2 separate regions of the Mus musculus genome follow, and region 1 is linked to region 2. Evidence: chromatin loops called from intact Hi-C (ENCODE). Cell type or tissue: heart. All regions are shown on one strand. Each heading gives the region's core, and the rest is flanking DNA. Links, peaks and the distances in the headings are about the cores only. Region 1 overlaps Chrm2 (cholinergic receptor, muscarinic 2, cardiac). Region 2 overlaps Chrm2 (cholinergic receptor, muscarinic 2, cardiac).

What was found. A loop is a pair of places that touch in the nucleus more often than their neighbours do. Peaks named below come from ENCODE experiments on the same cell type or tissue, not always from the same donor. Only the 100,000 strongest peaks of a DNase experiment are listed, where the experiment ranks them.
Region 1: it touches region 2 in a loop (2.4-fold over the local background); 2 of 42 quality-filtered maps call a loop at or near these places.

Annotation. Positions count from the first base shown.
Region 1 is chr6:36,518,189-36,528,219 of GRCm38, forward strand. It overlaps Chrm2 (cholinergic receptor, muscarinic 2, cardiac), which reads left to right. Exons shown (of 3, transcript NM_203491.3): 3 at 4,982-6,586. The coding sequence starts at 5,022. The coding sequence ends at 6,422. Among named protein-coding and RNA genes, the nearest start is that of Mir490, 100 kb to the left of the region's middle. In heart, for the core only: no CTCF peak of the experiment used is centred there; no DNase peak of the experiment used is centred there.
Region 2 is chr6:36,449,800-36,459,830 of GRCm38, forward strand. The region is part of intron 2 of Chrm2 (cholinergic receptor, muscarinic 2, cardiac); the gene reads left to right. Among named protein-coding and RNA genes, the nearest start is that of Mir490, 33 kb to the left of the region's middle. In heart, for the core only: no CTCF peak of the experiment used is centred there; a DNase peak (open chromatin) is centred at 5,462.

The DNA.
Region 1 (10,031 bases), core at 2,899-5,398, 67 kb after region 2:
AAGGAGAGGGAGGAAACAGTGGGAAAGGGATGAGCAGAGGGTATTTAGGGAAGTGGTCCCAGAGATCCACCATGCTTATTTTGCTCCATTTTGGCCAACCTTCCTCCTAAAGCCTTAGCCTTGGCGATTGGCCCCACATCTGTCCAGCCTTGTAGGTAGCAGGTGAGTCTCGTCAGCTTCCTCTGTCTCTCCTAGATTAGAAATCCCCTGTGGAAGAGAACATGCCCTATTTTCTTTGGGTTTCCATCATTCTCTGCTTCCACCCCCACAGCCTGTGACACCATTTGAGGATCTGCTCCTCCCAGGGCTTCAGAAGGTATTTTGGAACAAAGAGAAACAGGGCCTTTGCTCCTCCCTGTGGCCATTCCCACTGCACCTGCAGCTGCAGTTAGATGCAGGAGCTGGTGAGGAAGGACAGAAGGATGGGCACCCACTCTGACTCACAATGTCTTGGTTCAAAGGGAAATCAGATTGAAGGGGGTTGGGGGGTGGGGAGCAGAAATGTGTTCCATGTCTGTGTGACCAAAAGTTAACAATACATAAGAGAGAAACAAACCATGTGACCATTGATTGCATCAATATCAAACTGTGTAAACAGAATGCTTCTCACAGAACAAGGGCTTTGCTCCCTAACACTTCTTGGAATAAATGTTTCCTCAGCTCTTCTTTGCCTTTTAAAAAAACAAAACAAAACAAAACAAAAAAACAAAAACAAAACAAAACAAAAACAATACTTATTTGGTCTCTAACAGTTCTGGTGGGAGAAAGTGTACTTAGCATCAGTACCAATGCTATTCATTAATTAGTGGGATTAAGTAAGTATTGCAAAGACCTAAAGCAGATTTTGGATTATCTTCTACAATTCATGTTACGAAGTAAAAGTTGCATTTTAATATCATTTAGCAGATTAACAGACAGAGTATATGTTGATAAATAACACAAAACATCGAAATGAATAAGCTTCATTTCCATTTTAATCAATGATAACACAGGTAAAAATACTGTATCTCATTCTTAAGACAAAAAAATTAACTTTTTCATATTATCACCCACTAATCCTTTGGTGGGAGAAACCTTGTCTCCATGCCATTCTGATACTTTTTCTATTGCCCTGCTAAGTCAACCTTATAATTTTTATATTTTCTACAATAGAATTTTGGGTTGAAAGTCTTATGTATACTATAACATTGTTAAGACAAAATTTTAAGCATCTTGGAACATACTATGATATTTATCCCTCATATATACTAAACATACATACATTGTACATACATTGTACTCTCCTACCCGGCTCTCAAACCCATGACCTCTCCTTCTGTAATTATTATTGTTTATCTCTCTCCTGAATGCCTTTAATGTTGCTTGTATGTTCGTGTGTTTAGGGGTGAACACATATGACTGAATCAGGGCTTCAGAAAACACATCCTCCCTCTATCAGCAGTCCACAGATTAAGTTTCCCTGACTTTCTTTTTATTCATCTAAAATGCTTGATAGTGTGCAGTTTCCATGTCAAGGTGGGACGTCATAGAAATAATGAAATTACAGATGTCAGGTAAACCTGAAGACAAATACAATACAGAGGGACCTCTCAAAGCCACTGGCCAATGTCAACTTTACAAATGGAACATCTGGAATAACACTTCTTAGGGTCATAAGAATCATAGGAAATAGCATGTAAAAATTTGTAGTGCTTAGCCTGCTCGCATGTTGATCAATTCATGTAGCACATTCTACCTGGACACAGCTTTGTAAGTGCTTCCACATACACCTCTGGAGTTCTGCTCTACCCAAGCATAAGTCCCATCTGTATTATCTAATTAGCCCTCACAGTCTACTACATATCAGAATTTTAATTTTCTCCATAACAATTAAAAAACTTGGTGTTAATATTTAGAACTCTAGTGACACTGAGTGAATGCTGTTGTGTGATACACTGGCTATGCACGTGTGTGTTTACATGTGTGTGCGTTTGTACATGCATGTTCCTGTAGGTGTACATACATATATGGACATATGCCTGTGTATGTGTGCATGTGTGTGTGTGTGTATGTGTGTGTATGTGCATGTGTGTGTGTGTATGTGTGTGTGTGTGCATGTGTGTGTGTGTATATGTGTGTGTTCCTTTGTCATGGAAACCTGAGTCTTTCACATGCTAAGAAGGCACTCTAGCACTGATGTTTCTCTGCCTCCATTTACACCCCTCCCACACACATTTTGTAAAGATCGATTTTAGAAAAATGTTTAGAACTATAAACTCCACATTTTTTCCTGTGTTGGGCTCTACACAGCTTTAATATTGATATCTCCCCCCAGAGATACAGTCCTTGTCCATACGTAATGTGCAAACTTTTGTATTAATCAAGGACCCAACTTGATATCTGAATACCAGGCTTACTCTGACAGGTCACTGGTGTTTGCACATGGTTTCAGCCAAAGGGGGTATTTTTTAGATAAAGGATGGTTATTCATTTGTAACAGAGTCTGCATAGAGTGCCACTGATTTGAATCTTAAGTAATTTTACTCTTTGATTCTGAAGAGTAATTATGCTCAAAATACACTGAATGACCTTGTGATGATTTTTTTATAACACTATTGTTGACAATTTGCTATCATTGATAGTGAGAATTTACTACTTTCACTACTTTATTCATCCCACATCTTCCCACTCATACATAGCTCTGACACACATTGATACATTCTTTTCTGTTAACTATTATGAAAGGTTAAGAGAGGTGATCAATTTACATCTGCTTTGCAGATTTAAATATTAATAGCACATGTTTCATCCGTAGCCTTTATAGACTATCACTCAGGGGCATAATATCACTTCAATCCTTGCTACAACTCTAAAAGAAAAAAAGAGAGAGTTTGAGATAAAGGAAAGTACATTTCATAGAATTTTAGCCACAAACCCAGAACTACGTAGCTAATGCATGGTGTGAGATAGACTCTCAAAGTAGTTTTAATTTGCATTTCTCTGGCTAAGGATGTTCAACACTTTCTTTCCAGATATTTAGTATCCATTTGTATTTCTTCCATGTGAACTATTGATTAGGAGATTTAGGGCCTTGAGTGTTCACATTATGTGTATGTGTGTGTGTGTGTGTGTGTGTGTGTGCGTGTGTGTGAGCTACTAGTCTGTCTAATGCATAGTTGTGGGCCTCAAGTTCTAAAACCCAGTTGAAGCCAGTGCCTCCCCCCTAACTCCACCCTTCCAATCTAGTACATACTTCTTCATAGTACATACTCAAACTTGATGAAGAAAACATAGAACGGTGTATGTTCCTCTCTGCTATGTATACAAAGAAACTAGGTGAAGACAAGTTGTTCTCATGCTTCCAAAATACTCCCAGGACCTTGATTTAAACTAAAGTGTACAATACTACATAACACATTTATCATACGAACATGAGTGCTTTGAAGTTCATCTCCATTGTGAGCATCTTCTTCATTTGTGATCTAATCGTATTTGCTTTAGTGACCCCAGAAAATTGGAGAAAAGAAGTGATGAGAAAGTGGTGGAAGCCAGCTACTATCTCATAAAAGAACAACAGCCCCCACATAATCAGCACATCCTGTTGGAAAAGAGGATGTCCCTGCTTCAAATACTTGTCCTAGCTTCTAAATGGCATGTTTCCCATTGTCACACCAGTACTGTCACAGACTAGCAGGGTATCTCTAAAAATTCCTGAGTTGCAATCGTCACTATAGTTCACATCTCATAGAGTTTTCAGTGTTCAGTCCGGATAAGGATCCCAGATTCAGTAAACTATCTGCCTTGACTGGCAACCTCTCTATATAGGACGTCATTGTGGTGCTCCTCAGGAATCTCTCATTAAGTGCAGCCCCACAAAACAAAAGGGAGGCCAAGGAAGATTATCTTAAAACAAAACAAAACAAAACAAAATAAAACAATAGAAAGGCCTTTGGTAAAGTGCTGATTTTAGCTATAAATTATTACTCACTGTCCTAGCAATAAGTTCCTTAAACTCTTATTATCTCAGCTTTCTTCTTTCTGCAAGGGTAGTGATATAATATATTACAAAGACTTTCTATAGCCCTTAATACTTACTGAGAAAATGTGTATCCAAGAGACCTAAGGCTGCATATTCTTTTATGATTTTTTATTGAAAAATAACTCATAGTATTTGTAAAGAAAAGGAAAGAAAAGAATTGTAGCCTGCCTATCCACTGACTTAAAAGTGATTCTAGATTACTTTCTGCAACTTTTTGGTCTATAGCTTCCTTTTCAGCACAATGAAAGATCTGTCAAAGAATAGTAAAACAATAGATTTAATAATGGCTTGAAACAAAGAAAACATTTAGAAAATTGTTTTCATATAATCATATCAGTCTTACCAATAGTAAATGATAGTTCTTTTATAAGGTATGGAATTTTAGAAATTGTACTGTCAAGAGAAGATGGACTACAATTGTAAAACAAAATTGAGAAAAACAAATTTACTTTGGTTGGGTGCATTGGTTAGTACTTTGTCTTTCTTATCGTTACCTTCATTAATTTTAATAAGGAAAAGGCTCAGTCTGCCATAAAGGTGTTACTGACTATAAAACTCACACATTCAATTTTGTCTTCTGTTTTCATATTTTATTTCTCCCGGATTTATTATTTCTTTCAAATCCAGAAGTTTATAGTTGTTTTTAAAAATTTTAACTATGTACTTGGTTTAGTCATTTCAACTCATAAAGATATGGTGATATAAGCAAGCAGGCAGATACACAGACACTCGTGTCTGTATATGGAGACACTCATTGTGTAATTGAATCATGAATTCATCATCAGCCATTAAGCCATTTCAATCTTCCATCTATAGTCTTTGCCTCTTGGGTGGTCAGATCTGTTACAGTATATATTCAGGACACAGAAAAGGGACTGGGAAGTTTTCCAAAAGGAAGAAAATTTATGTGTTTCAACACAATATTTATATTACATTTGTTAACTTCATTCTATTTCCCTGCAGGTTTAAATGTTTCTTTGGCCACTTGACTACTGAACACAAAATGAATAACTCAACTAACTCCTCGAACAATGGTTTGGCTATTACCAGTCCTTACAAGACATTTGAAGTGGTATTTATTGTCCTTGTGGCTGGATCCCTCAGTCTGGTGACCATCATTGGGAACATTCTAGTCATGGTTTCCATTAAAGTCAACCGCCACCTTCAGACTGTCAACAATTACTTCTTGTTCAGCCTGGCCTGTGCTGACCTCATCATAGGTGTTTTCTCCATGAACTTGTATACCCTCTACACTGTGATTGGCTACTGGCCTTTGGGACCTGTAGTGTGCGACCTTTGGCTAGCCTTGGACTATGTTGTCAGCAATGCCTCCGTTATGAATCTTCTCATCATCAGCTTTGATAGATACTTCTGTGTCACAAAACCTCTAACCTACCCAGTTAAGCGGACCACAAAAATGGCAGGCATGATGATTGCAGCTGCGTGGGTTCTTTCCTTCATCCTCTGGGCCCCAGCCATTCTCTTCTGGCAGTTCATCGTAGGGGTAAGGACTGTGGAAGACGGGGAGTGCTACATTCAGTTCTTTTCCAACGCTGCCGTCACCTTTGGCACTGCCATTGCGGCTTTCTATCTGCCTGTCATCATCATGACTGTGCTCTATTGGCACATATCCCGGGCGAGCAAGAGCAGAATAAAGAAAGAAAAGAAGGAACCAGTGGCCAACCAAGACCCGGTGTCTCCGAGTCTAGTGCAAGGAAGAATTGTAAAGCCAAACAACAACAACATGCCTGGTGGTGATGGTGGCCTGGAGCACAACAAGATCCAGAATGGCAAGGCTCCGCGGGACGGTGGGACTGAAAACTGCGTTCAGGGGGAGGAGAAAGAAAGCTCCAACGACTCCACGTCTGTCAGTGCCGTGGCCTCCAACATGAGAGATGATGAGATAACCCAGGATGAAAACACGGTTTCCACTTCCCTGGGCCACTCCAAAGATGACAACTCTAGGCAGACATGCATCAAAATTGTCACCAAGACCCAAAAGGGTGACGCATGCACACCAACAAGTACCACAGTAGAACTAGTGGGATCGTCAGGTCAGAATGGTGATGAAAAGCAGAACATTGTAGCCCGCAAAATTGTGAAGATGACCAAGCAGCCTGCCAAAAAGAAGCCTCCTCCATCCCGGGAAAAGAAAGTGACCAGGACAATCTTGGCTATCCTGTTGGCTTTCATCATCACGTGGGCGCCATACAATGTCATGGTGCTCATCAATACCTTCTGTGCACCCTGCATCCCCAATACAGTGTGGACAATTGGCTACTGGCTCTGTTACATTAATAGCACCATCAACCCTGCCTGCTATGCACTTTGTAACGCCACCTTCAAAAAGACTTTTAAGCACCTCCTTATGTGTCATTACAAGAACATAGGCGCTACAAGGTAAAAGACCTTTTCAAAAGAAGAAATGTGGTCGAGTGTGTCTTGGGGAAGAACAGGGACAAGAAAGCTGTGTTTATAGTGATCTGCCCTTGCACTTTACAATCTTACTACAACGTGCAATTAAGGGGTTTTAGAGAGACACTCTTATTGTACCTATGCTCCAGTTTGAAAAATAAATAAATAAATAACCTTCACCGTATAAACCCTGTCCGTTTAGGCGCACCGAGACAATGAAAGAGACACGCTGAAATTGCAGATCTAAGGAACAATCTCTACTGCCTCCTGCTCTCTTGGGAGAAGGGCTTCAGAATCTACAATTTCATGTCTCTGCACAAGAAGAGTAACCTTGTTAGTTTGTTGTTTCTTTCTGTTATTCCCCCGCGTGGTGATGAGAAAGAAATGGCGCATTACATGCTAACACGGAGACCTAAACACAAAGAAGCAGGCACTATACAATGAGAGATAAGAAGAAAGAAAATCTAATAGGATGCAGAGATGGTATGGAGAGCCCCGAACATATTCCCGGCAATGCTGTGCGCTGATCTGAAGGGTTTTAATGGAATCACTGTTCATTTCTCCTCTCTTCCTTTCCCATCATGAAAAGCAAGAAAACAAAACAGCAAAAGCCCAACTAGGCCATACTATTTTTTTCTACTATTTTTGTAGTTCCTGGTTTTATATTGTATATGGATAGTATCTGCAGGACTTCTAAATCTGGCCAGAGTCACCCATGAAAATGGACACTCTGCCACTCCCCACTGTGTCGATGTACTCTTTGATGGTGTACAACCTGTAAGGATTTCACTCACTTGAGTTCCTTTGTGTGGAAAATTTTTACCCATGTGACTTCTCAACTAATCCATTTTAACAATGTAGTCTGCCTAAGACATAAATATGCTTGGGAAACCAAAGTCATTTAAACTTAATTTTTAATCACATTAGAAAAATGGTCATTCTAGCTGGAGAAAGTTCACTGAGGCAAGATGAAGTTTGAGATGAGAAGACAGAAGGTCAGAAGGGCGATCTGTTTGAACTTGAACCTGCCTGACCTGTGTGCACAATGTTAATGTGTACAACATGAACTCCTGACTTTGTCAGCAGGAATATGATGTTGGTTTTCTCATTTGGAGTCTCAATTAGTTTACTGTGTCAACCCCAAGAGGAAAAGACCTTATATTCAATGTCTGTTAGCAGATGGTACTCAAATTATATTCAAATGAAGTTTTCTATAATCATACTAAGACATGGGGTGGGGAAATGGGTCATGCAAAAATATTTACTAATACTACCTGTTTCATGTTCTTCCAGTTGTCGTCAAATCTCTGTAAGATTATATTGCTTCAAATTTCACTAATCAGGAGAGTTATATTAATCTTTGTGGCTTGAATATAATGAAAAAACCAAACAGAGTCAAGATATGCCTGCATAATCTGATGGAAGAATACATGTGATTCTGGACATGCCATTTCCCACAGTCTAATATAACCACAACTAGCTGTCACAAAAAATGATTATTAAAGGGTAACACTAAACATATAATGTGAGTATAGAAAATCCACACTTGACACTCTAAAATAAATGCAGAATTACACCAATCTACATGAACTAGTTAGATTTTTGTCTTCATATAATTTCTTCCATTATGTTATGGTATTTCAATCAGATTTTCTAAGTGTGGGCCTAGTAGATAGGAATTAAAGTTATAAATTCTGTTATAAAGTTCAGATTTTCACTGTGTGCTCTGATTCCTCCTCCGCCATTCCATGAGTATTGCAAGGCAGGTTCAACAGCGTGTAGTCCTCAGAGCTACCAGAGTTCTTTTGTCTGACTGCATGTCAGGAACATCTCAGCAAGTGGGTGATAAAGGATAGGACAGCAGCAACAGCAACATTGTAAGCTAGCAAGAAGCAAGTTGCTAACAATATATGTATTTATTCTTTAGGAACAGAACTTACTGTTTGAGTAATTTCAGTTAGTTTTAACTCCAAAATCTCCTATATGTAAACATGAGTTCGGTTCAGGTTAATTTAGTCTATTAATTAGTTGATGTAGTTCCCTTAGTTCAGAATTACTAAAATGTAAATTTTGAAATTTAAGATCACATTTATTTTTGTGTTGTTTATTCAACTAATTGAGTGGAGAAAACTTCACTCCAATTGATTTCTTGCTTTCCTGTAAGAAATGTTATCAATCTGTATTATATGCTATGTGATACAGACATGGCCACCATTGGGAGGCCAGGATTCATTCTCTGTTTGCTTTAAGCCCAATCCACCATGAGCTAATCTTTGTCTTGTTCTACTGTAATCTTTCCTTGATTCTTTCTGTGCCTAGCAATTTGCCACAGCTACCACATCTTAAAAGAGAAACTGTCAAGTTCAAGAAGAAAGTGAAGGTTGTCTAACATACCATGGAAAATTTCCAAAAGAATCAGAAAAAAAAGGGGGGGACATTGGCAAGTTTGGAGGGAGAATGTATTCAATGATCATTCTTTACTGTTGCTAGTTTTGCTTTGTTTTTAATGACTCACACGCAGAGGCAATTTCTACCCTATGGATACTTAGTGATAAGTAGGGCCATTTTGATGGTCACAACATGGAATAGGCATTTGTGTCTAATAAGAAGGAGTTTTGAATGCACAAGCTATGCTCCCCCCTCCCAATGATTTGGCTCAAAATGGCAGTGATACCAGGACTGAGAAAGACTAGTTTATATTAAGGGATCTCTGAAGATTCCTTTAATAACCCTCCATCATTTAAACAAACAAACAGAAAAGATTAATGCAGCTTGCTTTCCTGTGAGCAAAGCTCACTAACTCAGAGGCTATCATCAATTCTCCTGCATTAATTTAGATTTGAAATTTACAGATAAGAGCACAGACCACACCTATGGAAACCAGCAGCTTCCACACACCTAGAGCACTGCAGCATAACCAATGCCTGGCTATGGAATCACAGCCCCTACTTGAGAGGCTATGGCTTTGTCCGTGAACATCACTGCTTCTAGTCTGATCAGTTTCTACTGGAAGCATCATTTCTTTTCTTTTCAAATTAATGAAGAGCCCTTTAAAGAAACAGTATGACTCATCTTCTCTGCTTTCACTAGAACTGTCAGAAGCTGTCAAGCCTTTATGGTTTTTTTTTCTCCTCATAGCAATAATGTAAATATCCCAGAGTGGGATTACAAAAAGAAGATTAAGAATATAAAAAAGAGGAGCCAGCTCACTTCTAGAGTAAATAAATGATTGCCTCATGACCAAGTCATGATTATGTTAATGGCATATCCCAAGTATTGGGACAAGGTCGCCAATATAGTAAGCTACAAAGGATAAGATAAACCATGTGGCTTGATATATGGTATCCTGAATCGTACTTCCTTCTGCTTTTTGCTTACTTGATGCTGTTTGATCCAGAAGAAATGATGGCATGAGAGGGAATTAGATTTCAAAATAATACCAATAGTTATTTACCAATGCAGCCAACTTTTATTTTCTTGTATTTAGTTCATCCACTGTTGCTCCCCTTTCCAATTTGATATCTTCACCAACAACCATAACACTGGTGATACAAATAGAGTAGGAAGGCACCCCCAGCTGGATGAGACATGTATCCTC
Region 2 (10,031 bases), core at 4,282-6,781:
GGTTGATATGATTCTATATTTGCATATGCAGATAATACTACTACATATTTGCATATGCAGATAACATGATTATATATTTATGTATGCAGATGATATGATGCTGTATCTGCATTTGAAGATGATATGATAATCTATATGAGATCCTAGGGACTCCACCAGAAAACTCCTGTAGCTGAAAAACACATTCAGCAAAGTGGTACAATACAAAATTAATACACAAATATCAGCACTCTTCCTATATGCCAAGTGTAAATATACAGAAAAACCGCATTTCAAGTTATACCACAGAGCTGTAGTAATAAAAGCAGCATGGTACTACAATAAAAATAGACAGATTTATCAATTAAATATAATAGAAGATATAAACTCCACAATCCTATAGACAAGTGATTTTTGACAAAGAGATTTAAAAATGCACCTTGGAGGAAAGACAAATGGTATTAGTCAAATAAGATAGCCACATGCAAAAGAGTAGAGCAAGATCTCTTAAAAAGAATTTTATTCTTTTCTCATACAATACATCCCAACTTCAGCCTCCACTTCCTCCACTCCTTCCAGATTTCCCCACCTCCTTTCCCCACCTGATCCACTGCTCCTCCATTTCCCTTCAGAAAAGAGCAAGCCTCCCAGGAAGATAAATCAACATAGCATAACAAGACACAATAAGACCAGGTACAAACCTTCATATCCAGGATGGGTAAGGCAAACCAATAGGATGGAAAGGGTCTCAAGAACAGACAAATGTTTCAGAGATACCCCTACTCCCTCTGTTAGGAGTTCCAGAAATACCCCCAAGCTAAACAACCACAGCATATATGCAGAGGACCTTGCTCAGACCCACACAATCTCCTTGATTTCTACTTAGTCTCTGTGAGCCCCTGTGAGCTCTGCTCAGTTGATTCTTTGTGCAGTGTTCTCCTGGTCTTCTCAACCCTACTGGCTCCTACAATGCTTCCTCCCCCTGTTCCCCTGGGCTCCCCAAGCTCTGCCTGTTTAGTCATGGATCTCTGCATCTGTTCCCATTAGGTGCTGGAGGAGCCTCTCCACTGATGACTTGGCCAGGCACCGTCTATGAGTAGAGCAGAATATCATTAGGACTCGTTTCATTGGTCTGCTGATTTGCTTTGCTGTCGTTTGTGTTCTTCCCAGTACTAAACTCAACTTCAAGTAGATCAGGGACCTTGACATAAACCATGATTCTCTCAATCAGATAAAGAACATAGGTCCATGTTTCAACTTATGTGAATAGGAAAGGATATTCTGAAGAACACCCTAGTAGTGCTATCAGTAAGCTCAACAAAATTTCAGTTGTCAAAAGGTCATTATTTGCTAAATTATCAAATGTTAACAATAAACTAGAAATGAATATAAAACTGATAAAAATGAATATAAATACTTATAAAACTGTGAGGGATGTTAATGGCAACATAAATATGCTTTTACTTATCAGGTTTCGCTCAAAGTTAGACTGTTTTAAAGACAATTTCTCCATTAGTTGCACTTTACATGTAATACAATTCTAACTAAAATCTCTTTCCAGAAAAAAAAAATGACACCAAGCCATGACTTGGGAGACAAAAAACAAAACAAAACAAAACAATACAAAACAAAACAAAACAAAAACAAAACAAAACAAAACAAAGACAGACAGAACAAGGATTAGGATACATAGATTATGATTTATTGGGGACTTATCTACACACATATATCTTGTATGCAGCAAGATGGGAGTGTACTCATGTTTTTGGTCAGAAAGAGAGAAGCAGGGCTTGCTTGTATAATGCTGTGGATAAAAGTGATTTTGCCCTGGCAAGAAAGTACCAGGCTTATCTTAAACTTGTGCCAATGGTATTCTGCACATTCCTGGGGACTGTTGGTGTCAGCACCAGGTCATTAATCTCCACACACTACTCCAGTGATTTTACTTATTTATAGTATGCTAGGAAGTTATGCAGGGAACTTGCCCAGGATCATTCAGGGCAGTCAATCATTAGACTTTAAAATGATTCTTGCCAGGTCAGGATGGATCCTTATGATCTCTACTGGGAGTTTTCATGGAGCTCCAAGCAAATTCTAACATTTTGTATAAGACTAACAGGCCACAAAACCTAGAACTTTCTTCTAGAAATTAAGACAATTAAAAAGTTTTAACAAGTGAGGCCTTATTATTTTATTCAGGGGCAAATTGATGAAAATTCAGAATTTAGAAACACTTCGGTGCTTAGACTGAAAGCTATTGCCTTATAAACAGTGAGAAGTGTGGATTATGGGAGAAGTTGAATAACATAAGGTCTAGAGAAGGCACTAGAATTGACGTGAGCCAATTCAGGAGATTTAATGATGACTTAAATTTGAACTGCATTTTGTTAATTAGTAGGAATTAATGGCAATCTACTGGTGAAGCTTAAAGAAGGATAAAGAGAACACTTTCAATTACTGATACTGAAATATGCAGATGGTTTCTGAGCTCTGGATTCTCCTCTCAGGAAGCAGGTTGAAGCTGTTTCAGATTGCACCTTGCTGTCTGCATGCTAAGAAAACCCTGCTCTGCACTGTTTGCCTTGGGGACCTCATTCTGCAATTCTATTCAGTTTTGTTTAGGGCAGGGAGTTGCCTTCAAACCTATATACCTCTATTATTACTTTTATTAAAAAGGAAATGTTTAGACTTCACATAACTGCTTCTCTGCTCTGGGACTATAAAAACTCCACGTCAATTATTAAGCTCCTCAGCCCACTTTCTGTTTCAGCTCCCTGGAAAACCAATTCTTACTGAAAAGGAAGGTAAACTGAGGCCTCAATCAGAGCCTCCATGATCTCCCTTCAGTGACATTTACAGTAAGGATCCATATACAGAGCTTCTTCCAATTGTCACTGCTGTTTCTATCTTTGAGAAAGTGGTACTTGCTTTAAGAGCATATGATTGCCTGGCAGTGGTGGTGCAGGCCTTTAATCCCAGCACTTGGGAGACAGAGGTAGGCAGATTTCTGAGTTTGAGGCCAGCCCAGCCTACAGAATGAGTTCCAGGAAAGCCAGGGCTATACAGAAAAATCCCCTTTGAAGAAAAAAATAGAGAGCATATGGTCTTTAATATGGTCTTTCACAAAGACAACTCATGTGGAACAAAACATGAAACTTACGTTTCATAGATACGTTTGTGATTAGGTGAGTTATAGATTTTCCATTTAGCCACATCATACATGACTGACTGATATTCCCTAATATATGAAGAGAAGTATTTTTCCAATATTGTGTATTCTCCTACCAAGTAAGTAGTTAGCTACAAATACTATTGGAGGGTCAAAATAGTGTTCTTTGCCTTTTAAACACTTCAGATTAAAATAAGTATCTCTTCATGTTGAGATGAGGAGAGCAAAAGGATTGTTATGGAATGTCTCCGAGTCTCTGCATCTTCATGCTCAGAAAGTTACATCACAATGTAATTAACATTGTTTTGTAGCTGAATTTAATGGGTGCCTAATAACCACCTACTTACTAGACTACTAGTTGGCTTTAGAAATTACTTAGCATTAATGATAATTCAAGCTACCAAGTAGGTAGGAACAAATTATTATGATAGGGCACGATAAATTACACAGAAATCACTTTGGGCTGTCCTTTCTGTGAGTGTGGTGGGTGGCTCTTTATGACTGAGTTCTATAAAAGAGAAGGGACTGGGGTGGGGTGAGACTCAAGTAATACAGATCATGAGTAAAAGCATAATTTTCATCCTGTGCTTTCACTATTGCTTTTGTTTTCATTTCTATTTTTTCTCTGGAGTGGCTACAAATATTTTGGCACTACCTAGGAGTAAGAAGCTTAAGAAAATGAATTATAGTTTTTCAACATTTTAGTATAGGTTATAAGGGTATGGATAACATCTAGCCCTCCTCCTTTGCTTGTTTTACCTACAAGTCCTTGAATTCAGAGTGTCTGTTTGTAGCTGCAGACTTTGGGCTGCTGTTCTCCTATAATCAGCTCTATTTCAAATAGATCAAGGTCACACATGCCTTCAAGTCTCAAGATAAATCATTTCTATCAACCTCTCAACATGAATAGAGCTTCTTATAAGCACAGTGATTTAAACCAGGAGTGCATTGTGCACTTTTGCATCCTGAATACTAATGTACTTGGCATCTTAGTTACTTTTCTATCATTTGATAAGAGACCATGGACATACAAACTTATAGAAGAAAGTTTATTTGGGGATTACAGTTTCAGAGAGTTAGCATCCTTGCCAACATGGCATGGGGGTGGAGCATGGTAGAAGGTATGAGGGCAGGTATAGTGCCAGAGCAGTTGCTAAGAGGTTACATGTTGAGACATAACCAGGAGGGAGGGAGGGGGGCAAGAAGGTGAGAGGGACAGAGAGGGAGGGGGGAAGAGGGGAAGAGGGAAAGAGGGGCAGAAGGGGAGAGGAGGAGAGAGGGAGAGAGGGCTCACAGTGGGAATGGCTCAAGAGCAAAGCCCTCCTCCAGTGACATACCTTTTCCAAAAAGACCATGCATCCTAATCCTCTGCAAATAGTTCTACCAACTGTGGTCTAAGCATTTTAATAGGCAAGCTTGTAGGGCCATCCTCATTCAATCAGCACACCTGTGTCTTCCCATCTCTAGATCTGATGAGAGCTTTTGTCTGAAAAGCTTTGATACTTTCCCTTTCTTTCCTTTTTGCTGATTCATGCTGGGGTAAAGAAGATGACCATAGCTTTCAGCAGCTTCATGAAATTTGGTAATGTGGTGACATATACAGAGTTAGGGGAATTCCAACTCCTACAGCACCTTTCTCTCTTTGATCTTATGTGTGATCAAAATTGAATATAAGAGTTAATTTGATCTCTAAGGATTATAATATGCAGACTCTTTTTTATCAGTTTTTGTTTTTGAAATATCAACATTGCATATTGCAAGAGCACATAGGTTTACAGTGCAGATATTAGAGTAAATTTGTCATTTGGCTGTCCGTGTTATTTAATAAGCTAAAAATAGAGGAGGCGGGGACCATGATTACATTGGAATTCAGCTCCCAGAAACAGTGTGAAGAGTATGAATTTATATTATGTCGTTGTCAAAAAACAACAACAACAACAAAACCCCCAAAAAACAAAAAACAAGAAAACCCAACTGCTTGCCACATCAATTGGTGTTAAACACAGCATCTGGTTCAGTATAATTAGGTTTTCAAGGAAGTTGATGAGAAAGCAAGCCTCATGCACTTATCCAAATGGAGAGGTGTAAAGAGTTTTCTTGTGACTGACATAAATATATGCAATAAGCTTGAAAAATTGACAATCAGATCTTGAAAGATTTTCATGCTTTGGACATCAAGCATGATGGCTAATTTCACCTAGGAAGGGAGTGTGGGGCTGGAATCTCCTCTTGTCTCACAACCCATGTGACATGACTTGCTCATAATCTGAGTGTCCTGAGAATTTGTCCCAGATATAAACCAGACTTGAGATGGCTGGCTTCCAACAGAAGTGCACCAAAGCTGTCTCTAGACCTAGCAGAGCTGTGAATGCCACTGTATCCTTGGGCTTCATGGATATCAAAGCATGGGGGGGGGGGGCAGTTCTGGAGTTTGGAATGGGAAGGCTAAGTAGAAAGGGAAGAGATGCTCTACCACTCTCCTTTTTTTCAGGCTCTAAACATTCTCTGATTCCAGTCTAGACCTAGCCATTGCATAAAAAGCACTGATGATGTAGTCACCATTTAAACTGTTCCTATTCTATCAAGATAATTAGAGTTGATCACTTTCTAACTTTTACTTAGGAAAATGTCTCCTTTTCCAATTGCATTTAGAAGTCCTTTGCTAATTTCGGTCCCACTTGGCCATCACAGCCACCAAACAGCTTGTCCCCATGAGACACAATACTGACAGAAACTGTCAGTGGGGTCCCCTTAGAAGGCAAGGCAAATCTGTTGACGCGTTTCCTCTAAGAGTGGTTTAGCTTGGCTACAGAAAGAAAGATATAAAAGAATTTTATATCGTCTTTTATGAAGTCATGCAAGTGCAGAGTCGTTTAACTTGCAGTTTCCTTCTCATTCTTATTGGACTTAATGATAGTAACACAGTCTTGAGTTAAGCAAATCTGGATCAAATTCTAGATACCATGAGTTCTTTAAATTAGGTGACTGGGGGAGTGAAAAACCTCCAGTTTCACTAACCCTGTGTTTACTCAAGCAATAAGCTGTGGATGGCAAATGAAGGAAGGATACACACAAAGGCTTATCATGTCAGCATCCTGTGCAGATGTTATTGAGTTTCTTCTCTCAACCAGGATTAGGAGGTGGAAATAGCAAGAGAATAATTTTAGTTCAATAATTTGACTCCAAGAAAACTAATTAAAATAAGAATAGCAGATCTTACTATCTGTTTTCCAAGCAAAGAAAAACAGAGCTTAATGGAAATTAAATAATTAAGAAAGGCTATACCACTGGTGCACTGGGAGGAATAAAACCCAAATTTTAGACTGTTTTAAATGATCAGGGGACCAGTGAAATGGCTTAATTGGTAAACCATTTGGTGTCCGAGCCTGGAGTTCCATTTCTACATAAAGGTAAAAGGCTTTTGTTTTGTTGTTTTCTTTTTTGTTTTTGCTTTCTGTTTTTGTTTGTTTGTTTGTTTGTTTGTTTGTTTCTGGACTCCACAGAATTGTTTTCTGACTTCCACATGTGTACTGTCACACGCACACACACACAGACACACAAACACCAAATATATTAAATAAAAATTAAATAATTAGATGAGATTTCACAAGAGAAAGACTGATTGTGATAAAACTTAAATAATGTCAAGTATAATGGAACTTATATGAACAAATTTACAGCCAGTTTAAAAATTATCTCAAAGTAAATATGGATAGTATATCAGTGCTGGTCTTGGGTGCATTACTTACTGTGATTTATTTCAAGCTTGGTTTGATGACTCAAATAAAATCAACAAAATAAGAAGAAGAACTTATAGATAATAATAGCTAGGTAGGTAAGACTGTAGGATTAGACATGTAGATAACAGCAGTGGGTTTAAATGATAAACAAAATATAACTAGGCAACATTTAAATTAATAAGTACAGTATGGTACACGGTTTGAAAAAACAATAAACAAATAGAAACAAGAAAAGAAACTTTATATTGCAGACACGAACGTTTGTAGTCTGTTGCATTGACCTTGCCTGCTGGGGACCATGGGCCAGATCTTCCTCTACTGGTGCCCTGAGCTAGTAAGGAGGCCTAGGGTGAAGGCTGAAGTACATTCCCTAAGCTGTGATGGAGACCCAGTGTTAAAGCTGTTGGGGACCAGGCTTGGACCAGGCTGAAGCTCATAACTGGCCAAAGTGCTCAGAACAAGTGATGTGGCAAGCTGAGTCCTAAATAGGACAATTGCATCACTTCCTGCAAAACTTAAGGGACATGACAAAAGAGGAAGTAGAAAGACTGTAAGAGGAGGAGGATGGAAGGATGTGAAGCAAAACTATGACTTCTGGATATGACACAGTGGCTGTGCACTCATGAACTCACTATAGCTGAAGACCAGTGCTGCTACCCAAGACCAGTATAAATCAGTGTTCTACCACGGGTGAAGGAGGGGCCCATGAGGTCCCTGAAGTGCTATTGCAATTAAAGGTCAGGGTGGGAGCACCAGGTTCCTCAGTGCTATAACCACTGATAAGTTATGGTCCACATATGTTTGTTCACGAAATGCCAGTTAAACCTGATGGGCTGCGTACTTTTGACATGAAAGTAGAAGAGAGACTTGTTGAGAAGGAGAGAGGCAGGAAGGAGGGAAAGACGTGGAGAGATTAAAAAACTAAAACTCATAACATAATTAATTTTTAAAAATTGCAGTTAAAAAACTAAAACTCCTTAAACTGATGTAAAGAACTATTAAACAGTAAAAAAAATTAAAAAAATTGAAGGTTATATCAAAGTTATTTATATTTAAAGCAGAATAAGTGCATCAAAGGTGTAATTCTGATGGTGATGATGATAGTGATGAGGGTGGTGATGATGATGATGTAAAGGCAGATACTCCATCACATGTATTGCCCTGTCTGTGGCAAATTGTTCCCACAAAAGAAGTCTTACCTAATGGTCACTATAGAATTAGATGGCCTGGTTAATTAGGGTCTTTGTAATTGCCTTCTCATTGTGTGAATTGGGGGAAATTATCTCCACCCCCTCATATTATTATGTTTATCAAAGTGGAGCTAGCAGTGTATGGGTTACAGAGTTATTATGAGGTGTAGAGTCCTATCTAGACGCTCACAATGCAGCCTGGTCCAAAGCGAGTTAGCCTCCACAGTTATCATACGGTCATCACTGTTTGTATTACTCTCCATAAACTGTGGAAAACACAGCCAAGCTATTTCCAGAGGAGGCAGATGCCTTAAGCAACAATGCACAGCTGTTTATAGGACACACATGGAGTGTTACCTCATTCGATAGTGTCTGTGCTTCCTCCATTCAAGAGCTCTGGGCCTTAGGTACTATGGCTTTGATGTCTCCTGTGAACATCCTGAATGAGAGAGAACCAGCTGTCTGACAGACTTCTGCTTGTTTTTTCTCTTTTCTTTTTTCATTAGATATTTTCTTTATTTACATTACAAATGTTATCCCCTTTCCTGGTTTCCCCTCCAAAAACCCCCTATCTGATCCCTCTCCCCCTGATCACCAATCCACCCACTCCCACTTCCTGGCCCTGGCATCCCCCTACACTGGGGCATAGAGCCTTCACAGGTCCAAGGGCCTCTCCTCCAATTAATGACCGACAAGGCCATCCTCTGCTACACATGCAGCTGGAGCCATGAGTCTCTCCATGTGTACTCTTTGGTTGGTGGTTTAGTCCCTGGGAACTCTGCAGGTACTGGTTGGTTTATATTGTTGTTCCTCCTATGGGGCTGCAAATCCCTTCAGTTCCTTGGGTCCTTTTTCTAGCTCCTCCATTGAGGACCCTATGCTCAGTCCAATGGTTGGCTGAGAGCATCCACCTCTGAATTTGTCAGGCACTGGTAGAGCCTACGAGGAGACAGCTATATCAAGCTTCTGTCAGCAAGCACCGGTTGGCATCCACAATAGTGACTGGGTTTGGTGGTTGTTTATGGGATGGATCCCTAGGTGGGTCAGTCTCTGGATGGCCTTTCCGTCAGTCTCTGCTCCACACTTGGTCTCTGTAACTCCTTCCATGAGTATTTTGTCCACACTTTGGTCTTCTTTCTTCTTGAGCGTCATGTGGTCTGTGAATTGTATCTTGGGTATTCCAAGCTTCCGGGCTAATATCCACTTCTCAGTGAGTGCATAAAATGTGTGTTCTTTTGTGAATGGGTACCTGACTCAGGATGATATTTTCTCTTCTGCTTGTTTTTAAGTTACTATATCCCATGAAGAAACACTTTTTAAGGGCCAATGGACAAAACCCTAAAGTTTAACTTGCAATCACTGACCAAGAGCAAGCATAATGTTTCCTGCCATTTGAAGGACTGTCAAGTACACCAGGGCTTGACCTTGTCCGGCTAATAGTGCAGTCCTATATAAAGTTAGCAGTGCAGGGCGTCAGTTCCTCTCCTTATCTGCTCAGGCCTGAGTTTACTGCATTAACCTCTTATCTGAACTTCTTACCATTAAGCTTTTCTTAGTGCCAGTCATCCTACATCCTGTGACGAGATTAGTGTCCTGAAAGTACCACTGCTGCTACATCAGCCTCTGTCCTAAATCTTCTCACTGTGTCCTCTGTGCTTTTCAGGTTAAACTCCAGCTTCTTCAGACTTTCATGGCTTAGTTGCAGCCAACATTGGGGGATCAAAAGATATCTGGGATATAATGTAGACCTGTATAATGAATAATTATCAAATAGTAAGAGAAGGCTTGGAACGATCCTGTACTTGAACAGCAAATATCAGCTAGCCCCAAGTAGGGTTTAAGTAGATGTTCTGGATTCTCTGTCACTGCCACAGACAAAGAGTTTCAATCAGGACCAGTGGCTTAAGCAAGACCAAGTGCTTGGTCCTGATTGAAAGTAAACTATGTGTTTCC